2 separate regions of the Homo sapiens genome follow, and region 1 is linked to region 2. A link is a contact called in ENCODE POLR2A ChIA-PET data. All regions are on one chromosome and are shown on one strand. Each heading gives the region's core, a stretch centred on a gene start or an enhancer-like site at or near the end of the contact. The rest is flanking DNA. Distances are from core to core; before and after follow the strand shown. Region 1 has its middle 15 kb from the start of TCF15. Region 2 overlaps CSNK2A1 (casein kinase 2 alpha 1).

Region 1 (3,877 bases), core at 1,208-3,707, 99 kb after region 2:
TCCATTACTTTTTTTTTTTTTTTTTTTGAGACGGAGTCATGCTCTATCACCCAGGCTGGAGTGTAGTAGTGAGATCTCGGCTCACTGCAACTTCTGCCTCCTGGGTTCAAGCGATTCTTCTGCCTCAGCCTCCTGAGTAGCTGGGATTACAGGTGTGTGCTACCTCGCTTGACTAATTTTTGTTTTTTTAGTAGAGACAGGGTTTCACCATGTTGACCAGGCTGGTCTCGAACTCCTGACCTCAAGTGATCCGCCCACCTCGGCCTCCCAAAGTGCTGAGATTATAGGTGTGGGCCACCGCACCCGGCTGGTCCATTACTTTTACCAGGGTCTTAGAGGGGCTCTTGATAATTCCTATATTTAAGATGCTCCTCTGCACATAAGGGGGAAAGATGGAGAGTTTTCGAGTATTGGACTGTTGCGGTTCAACCTATGCTTTAGAGAGATCACGTTGGCTATCCATTGCAGTGTAATGCAGGGAGAAGAGATTGGAAATATCCCTAAGATTCACCAAGAGTGGATGTGTTAATCATATCATGGTACCTCCTTCCACAGAAGGGAATAATACGCAGCCATAAAGATGAATGAGGAGTCTCTTTATGTACCAATGTGAAATGATTCCTAAGATATTTATGTCAGAGAGAGAGAGACAGGGTCTGGGTCTCACTCTGTCTCCCAGACTGGAGTGCAGTAGTGTGATCTCGGTTCACTACAGCCTCCATCTCTGGGGGCTCAAGAGATCCTCTCGCCTCAGCCTCCTCAGTAGCTAGGACTACAGGCTTGCACCACCACGCTTGGCTAATTAAAATAAAATTTTTTTTTGGAGAGACTAGGTCTCACTATATTGCCCAGGCTGGTCTCAAACTTCTGGGCCAAAGAGATTCTCGCACCTCAGCCTTCCAAAGTGCTGGGATTACAGGCGTGAGCTACCCTGCCTGGCCTTCCAAGACATAGTTTAAGTAAATACAGCAAGGTGCAGGCCAGCATGTATAATTAGCTTCTATGTATGTTTTTTAGGAAGGGAGGGGTTAAGATTATAGATCTAGATGTGCTTCTATATGCATAAAAAATCTTTGGCAATATTCACTGTTAAATAGTCAGTGGAAACCCTACCTCATAGGGTTTTTATGAGGGTTACATGAGTTAATATTAGATAATTGCTTAGAAGAGTACCTGGCACACATTAAGCACTACAGAAGATTTTATTTAATAAAATAAAAAAGAGTGGCGGGCGCCTGTAGTCCCGGTTACTTGGGAGGCTGAGGCAGGGGAATGGCGTGAACCCGGGAGGCGGAGCTTGCAGTGAGATGAGATCGCGCCACTGCACTCCAGCCTGGGCGACAGTGTGAGACTCTGTCTCAAAAAAAAAAAAAAAAAAAAAAGAGGGTCCCTTAGGGGATGGAGACCAGGTGACTAAGGGGCAGGGAGAGAGACTTATTTTTCATCTGAGGCCTTAGACGCCTTTTGAATTTGGTACCATGGGTAAATTTTTTTTATTTTTATTTATTAATTTATTTTTGAGACAGAGTCTCACTCTGTCACCCAGGCTGGAGTGCAGTGGCACGATCTCGGCTCACTGCAACCTCCACCTCCCGGGTTCAAGTGATTCTCCTGCCTCAGCCTCCCTCGTAGCTGGGATTACAGTTGTGCGCCACCACACCTGGCTAATTTTTGTATTTTTAGTAGAGTTGGATTTTCGCCATGTTGGCCAGCCTGGTCTCGAACTCTTGACATCAGATGATCTGCCTGCCTCAGCCTTCCAAAGTGCTACGATGACAGGCGTGAGCCACCACGCCCGGCCTATTTTTTTGAAGTTGAAATTCAGTGTATCTTGGCCAGGCGTGGTGGCTCATGCTGTAACCCTAGCACTTTGGGAAGCTGAGGCAGGTGGATTGCTTGAGCTCAGGAGTTTGAGAGCAGCCTGGGCAACATAGTGAGACCCTATCTCTCAAAAAAATGCAAAAATTAGCTGGGTGTAGTGGCGTGCACCTGTAGTCCCAGCTACTTGGGGGGCTGAGGTGGGAGGATTGCTTGAGCCCAGGAGGCATAGGTTGCAGTGAGCCGAGCTCACACCACTGCACTCCAGCCTGGACGACGGTGAGACCCTGTCTCAAAAAAGAAAACAAAAAACAAAAAACAAAAAAAAAAAAAGAGAAAGAAAGAAATTCAGCATATCTAGATAGCTAAGAGATCATCTGAGGGGGTCAGGGCCTGGAAGGAGATCCCACCCAGAATCCCCGGGAATTCGCTGTAATTGGTCAAAGGCCACATTGTGTAGTGTGAGAAATCAGGACGTGAGGAAAAGGCGGACAGGAGACACCAAAACACCCACGCCCCAGGGCCCACTATAAAAAGCACATTTAAAAACACCAGACTGGAAAAGTTTTATTATTATTATTATTATTTTTTAAATAGCAAAAGCGAGTCCCCCCAGGAGGCGCACTGCAGCTGCGGCTGTGGCGGTTCCCAGGTGATGTCAGTCCTGGCCAGGCGCCAGTCCCGGCCCCTTGGAGACGGTCTTGGTGGGTTCAGCTTGACTGTTTTTCCTTCCTGAGACTTGAGGACACCTTCCTGTCTCAAAGAAGGAAGCCTTTCCAGGGCTTTCTGAAAGCCAGGGGCAGGGGAGGCGGTGGGCCTGGGCTGCAAGGGCAGAGAGAGGCAGGGAAGGTGGGTGGGGGTGGGGAGGAGCGGGGGCTGCCTCTGGGAGGAGAGTGAGGGTGGAGAGAGCAGAAGACAAGCCTGGCTCCTGGGTGGCTCTTTAGCCCTCCCACCCGGGGGCGCGAGGGGGTCTGCTTCTTGGGAATCCAAGGCCCGCCTCCCTGGCCCCATTGCTTCTCAGCCCTGGCTGCTTCCTGGGGAGGCCCCTGGGTGGGGTGAGGTTGTGGGGTGAGAGAGGTTCCCACAGAGTTCCCAGTTGGTCAGTGTCTTTTCTCCCTCCCTGAGCCCTGGGCCCACCCTTTCTTCTCTATGGTTAAAGGCTCTTTGCCAATATCTTCCAGGCCAAGCGCGGTGGCTCACGCCTGTAATCCCAGCACTTCGGGAGGCTGCAGCAGGCAGATCTCCTGAGGTCAGAAGTTTGAGGCCAGCCTGGTCAATATGGTGAAACCCTGTCTCTACTAAAAATACAAAAATTAGCCAGGTGTGGTGGCACGCTCCTGAATCCCAGCTACTCTGGAGGCCGAGGCAGGAGAATCGCTTGAACCTGGGAGACGGAGGTTGCAGTGAGTCGAATCATGCCACTGCACTCCAGCCTGGGTGATGGAGCGAGACTCTGTCTGAAAACAAAAACAAAAACAAAAACAAAACAAAACAAAACAAAACACCCAAGATTCTGCCAATATCTTCCAAACTGGGTTTTCTGCAGATGGGACGATCCACAGAGCTGGGTTTGAGGTCCAACTCTGCACTCCTAGCCGTGCGACCTCAGGCTGGTCACTGCTTTTCTTTGAGTGCCACCTCTGAAATGGATTAGGTTGGCCTTACAGGGTGGTTATGCAGAGTGAGTGAGACAGAACAATGCCTCTTGGTCCTTCCCGAGTATCTGCTAGGCACCCACAACGCGCCGGTGCCACCAGGCGCTCGGGATGCTCAGCATTTGGCACAGAGGCAGCAGAGCAGGGAGGTGAAGAGAGTGGGCTCTGGACCCAGCCTCAGTCCACATCCCGGTTCTGTCCTTTGATGGCCGTGTGAGGATAGTGACAGCCTGTCTCACTGGGTCGTAGAGGAGTAAATGAGTTACAGGCCGTGGAACAGTGCCTGGCACTGAGGCGGTGCTAGGTAAGTGTTTGCTTTTATTTTCGACTTCTGTCCAACCAGCCTTCTGTTGCTTTGACAGCTTCATGGGGCTGCTCTGGGCACTCAAAGGAGATATGTTGGG
Region 2 (3,870 bases), core at 110-2,609:
TCCCAGTGCTCTCTAAAATGTCACCTTTCCAATGAAACCTTCCCTTATAACTGGTTTAAAACTGCAAATACCCTCTTGCCATTCCCTATTCGTTTTTTCTTCTACATCAAAATAACTTTCTATCCCACCAGCCTCCCTAAATGTAGCTCCTAAAAGACAAGCATTTATTGTATGTTGAGTTCACTTACATATCCCCAGCCCTAGGGTGGTGCCTCTGACATGGTGTGTGTCTAAAAGTAATTCAGTTGCATAAATAAATCACCTGCCTCCCCAGAGACCACAACAGGCAAGTCATCACAGCTTGTCACCTTAAAAAACTGAAATGCTAAAGCATGTGGCCATTACAGCTCTCATGTAAAAGCATTTGCAGACAACAGGGCCCTTATGACATCCAATAAACAGAAACAGCATTTTCTGTATATCTCGTCCACTTAACTGTGCACATTTAATTCTCACGAATACCTAGTCGCCTGCAGGGCTATTATTACCCACACTGTACACGTAAGAAAAAGAAGGCAAATGGAGAGAAAGTAGTTTCTCAGGAAACCAGTTACTCAATAAATAAGGCGAGAAGCCACGTTTCCGGGCTTAGAAGATGAACATTTTGCCCACTTTACTCATGTTTCCTTCTTGGGAATATTCTTAGGAATATAAATAATGGTTCAAACATGTTGACTTGTAAATTCGTACATTCATTCACCAAATATTTCTCAACTGCCGAATAGGTACTAGGGCCTGTGACAACACAAGGGATAAAGTGTTGAAGATGGGCAATTAGCTACATCATGTAGATAAATAACACTTGTCAGCCTATCACTTTACCTTTCTGTGCTCATGATCAATCATGACATTATGGGGCTTGACATCTCTGTGCATAATTCCCATGCTGTGACAATAATCCAGGGCCTGTGGGATGAACGGGTCAGAAAGGAGTTAGCCTGAATAATACGTAAGAGTCCTTTACTTTTCCCTCCATGTAAATTTTCCTTTTAGCCTCACAATACCCCTGGGATTCAAGCTGAGGACACAGTCACTTCCACAGCAATGCTTCAGAGACTTGTTCATGATCTCACAGTCAAGCAAACTCAGCTCTCTGAGCTTAGAGATCTTTTTCTGACACAGTTGTTTCAACATGTTTTCTGTCCTAAAAGACCCAAAGTATACCCAAATTGCACCACTTCAAATTTTTCTGTCTTGTCCAGATCCTAGATTATTTCCACAGACCCCTCAAAGAAAGAAAACAGATCTTTACTACAAACCTCTTATTCTAAGAACAGTAATTCTTTAGCCATTAAGAGTCTGTAACAGAGGTTGGCAGACCACAGGCCAAATTTGGCCTGATGTCTGCTTTTGTAAATAATGTTTTATTGCAACATAGCCATGCCTATTTGTTTGCATATTGTTTATGGTTGCTCTTGTGCAACAACAGCAGACTTGAATAGTGTGACAAACACTACATGGCCCACAAAGCCTAAAATATTTACTATTTGGCCCTTTAAAGAAGTTTGCCAATGCCTGATTTAGGTCATCAAATCCAATCTGAAATGTTTCCAACCTCAAACTAAAGGGAACTGAGTAGTATAATCTTTGGGGTTTGTTAATCCCAGCCTTTCAGTCAGCCGACGTTGTTGGCCAAATTCTTGTCCTTCCTGAAGGGCAACTTGGGTTCCTACAGTTCCCAGGGCTGGGCAATCATATCTGTAACTTTCTAAAGCCTTGCTTGCCACAAACTGCATGAGCCAATGGAAAGATCAAGTATCTCTGCTGGCACAATCTCCTCAGGGGATTTCTAAGGCTCCAACAGCAGGCTTTATGTCAACTCTTGTTTAGTAAGAAAGCTTAGCCAACTTTTAGCAATTCTCTCTTCTAGGAAGCTGATCTTGTGGCTACTGGGAACAAGATATTTGGTGACCCCACTTTAGAAATGTAAGTAAATTTTCAATTAGCATCTATAAGCAGAAATTTACACAATCCTTAGGACAATTACCCTTTGAGAACTGAGTTAAAGTTTACTGTTTTATTTGCTGACTCTTAAGTGAGATAAAGTATACCAGAAGCTAGCACGTCAGGTGTTTTCACGAGTTTTGAAAATTTAATATTAACTTACATAGGGGCCACAGAAATTACAAATATTTGTTAAGGGGTCAGTCCCAGCTATCTTACAAATACCCTTTTTCAAATTGTTCTAAATTATACTCCCACTAGACCCCATTCCATAACCCTTAGCACAAGGGTTCTGATACTATTATTATTAATTTTTATTTATTTATGTATTTAGAGACAGGGTCTTACTCTGTGCTACTGCACTCCAGCCTGTGCAACAATCATAGCTCACTGCTGCCTCAAATTCCTGAGATCCTCCTGTCACAGCCTCCCAAGTAGCTGGAATTACAAGCATAAGCCACCATACCCAGCTAATTTTTAAATTTTTTGTAGAGACAGGGTCTCACTATGTTGCTCAGGCTGGTCTTGATCTCCTGGCCTCAAGCAATCCTCCTGCCTTGGCCTCCCAAGTAGCTGGGACTTACAGGTGCACACCACCATGCCCAGGTAATTAAACAATTTTTTTTTGTAGAGATGGGGATCTCACTATGTCACCCAGGCTGGTCTTTTGATCTCCTGGCCTCAAGCAATCCTCCTGCCTCAGCCTTCCAAAGTGCTGGGATTACAGGTATGATACTATTAACTTATTAAAAACTTATATAGAGGTCCCTTCTTTCAACATACTTTACAAAGTTAATCTGCTGGCTTTTCTACCATCAATTGACTATTTAACAAAAAGAAGACCAATTTAAAAAATATTTAGTATTCAAGGTTCACTTACCTTCAGAATCTCATACATGTAAAATCGAATATCATAGTCTGTTAACGTCTGGTACAATTGCTGTTAAAGACAAATGTTTGAGCCATGAAATAATGCTGACAGAAAGGCATTTTTCACCCTCACTCACAGTAATTCAAACCAAGACTTGGCTCATTTACCGTTGTTCCAAGATCTGTCCATTCACTGCCCTCTATTTCTCCAACATTACATTAACTTTAAAGAGATACTTTGGGTCTTCAACTCTTAAAAATGAAGAATTACTTAAACATATATTGCGGAAGCTATAATCCACTGTCAGAAACATACTGATCTAGATACGTTAATATGCACTGACACCCACCTATAATTTAGTTTGCTTTTCATGTATCTTCAGACCTTCTCAAAAGAGGCATTTTGGCAAATATACTGCCTCCTTAGTAGGGAACTAACTCATCTTTGCCTTACATAGTTGGCCCTGCAGATCACCAGTGGGTATGCAGATGGCATGATACCAAACCTGTTGAGTCAATTTAACAAAACTATTCTTGTTCCAATTGGAAAGTAAACTCTGAACAACTGTTATGTATCCTTTCCAGTTTCCAAAGAGTTGCAGAATGTTTTTTACATGGACATATCTTTTTTTTTTTTTTTTTTTTTTGAGACAGGGTCCTCACTCTGCTGCCCAGGCTGGAGTGCCGTGCTGCAATCATAACTCACTGCAACCTCAAACTCCTGGGCTCAAGCGATCCTCCTACCTCAGCTTCCCCAGTAGCTAGGACTACAGGCGAAAGCCACCATGCCCAGCCACAGGTACGTCTCTTTAATGGTTAGCAACGTCTTCTGACAAAGTTTTTCTTGAAATTATCATTCTGACTCTAAAGCAGTTCCTCTTCCTTTCTCCCTATCTCTGCAACAGAATTCACTAATTTATTAATATATAACATTCTGGATACTGGACTGGTGGAAAGGCAAATCGAAGATTTTTACTTTTACTCCAAAAGAGTAGCTATATTCTTCTGTAAAATTGGAACTGTGTGAAATAAGTAGGCCACTGGATAGACTGGAAT

The links. ChIA-PET counts read pairs that join two places held with the same protein, here RNA polymerase II (POLR2A).
Region 1: POLR2A ChIA-PET joins it to region 2 with 26 read pairs in activated T-cell. The contact joins two enhancer-like sites. POLR2A ChIA-PET finds 5 or more read pairs at or near these places in 3 of 52 experiments (H1, OCI-LY7 and activated T-cell).

Annotation. Positions count from the first base shown.
Region 1 is chr20:593,259-597,135 of GRCh38, forward strand. No RefSeq gene overlaps it. Among named protein-coding and RNA genes, the nearest start is that of TCF15, 15 kb to the right of the region's middle. Within about 2 kb of position 2,458, at least 5 of the 41 ENCODE cell types and tissues checked have a DNase peak (open chromatin) inside an H3K27ac peak, as active enhancers do.
Region 2 is chr20:494,897-498,766 of GRCh38, forward strand. It overlaps CSNK2A1 (casein kinase 2 alpha 1), which reads right to left. Exons shown (of 14, transcript NM_177559.3): 7 at 2,825-2,884; 8 at 823-906. Among named protein-coding and RNA genes, the nearest start is that of TBC1D20, 34 kb to the left of the region's middle. Within about 2 kb of position 1,360, at least 3 of the 41 ENCODE cell types and tissues checked have a DNase peak (open chromatin) inside an H3K27ac peak, as active enhancers do.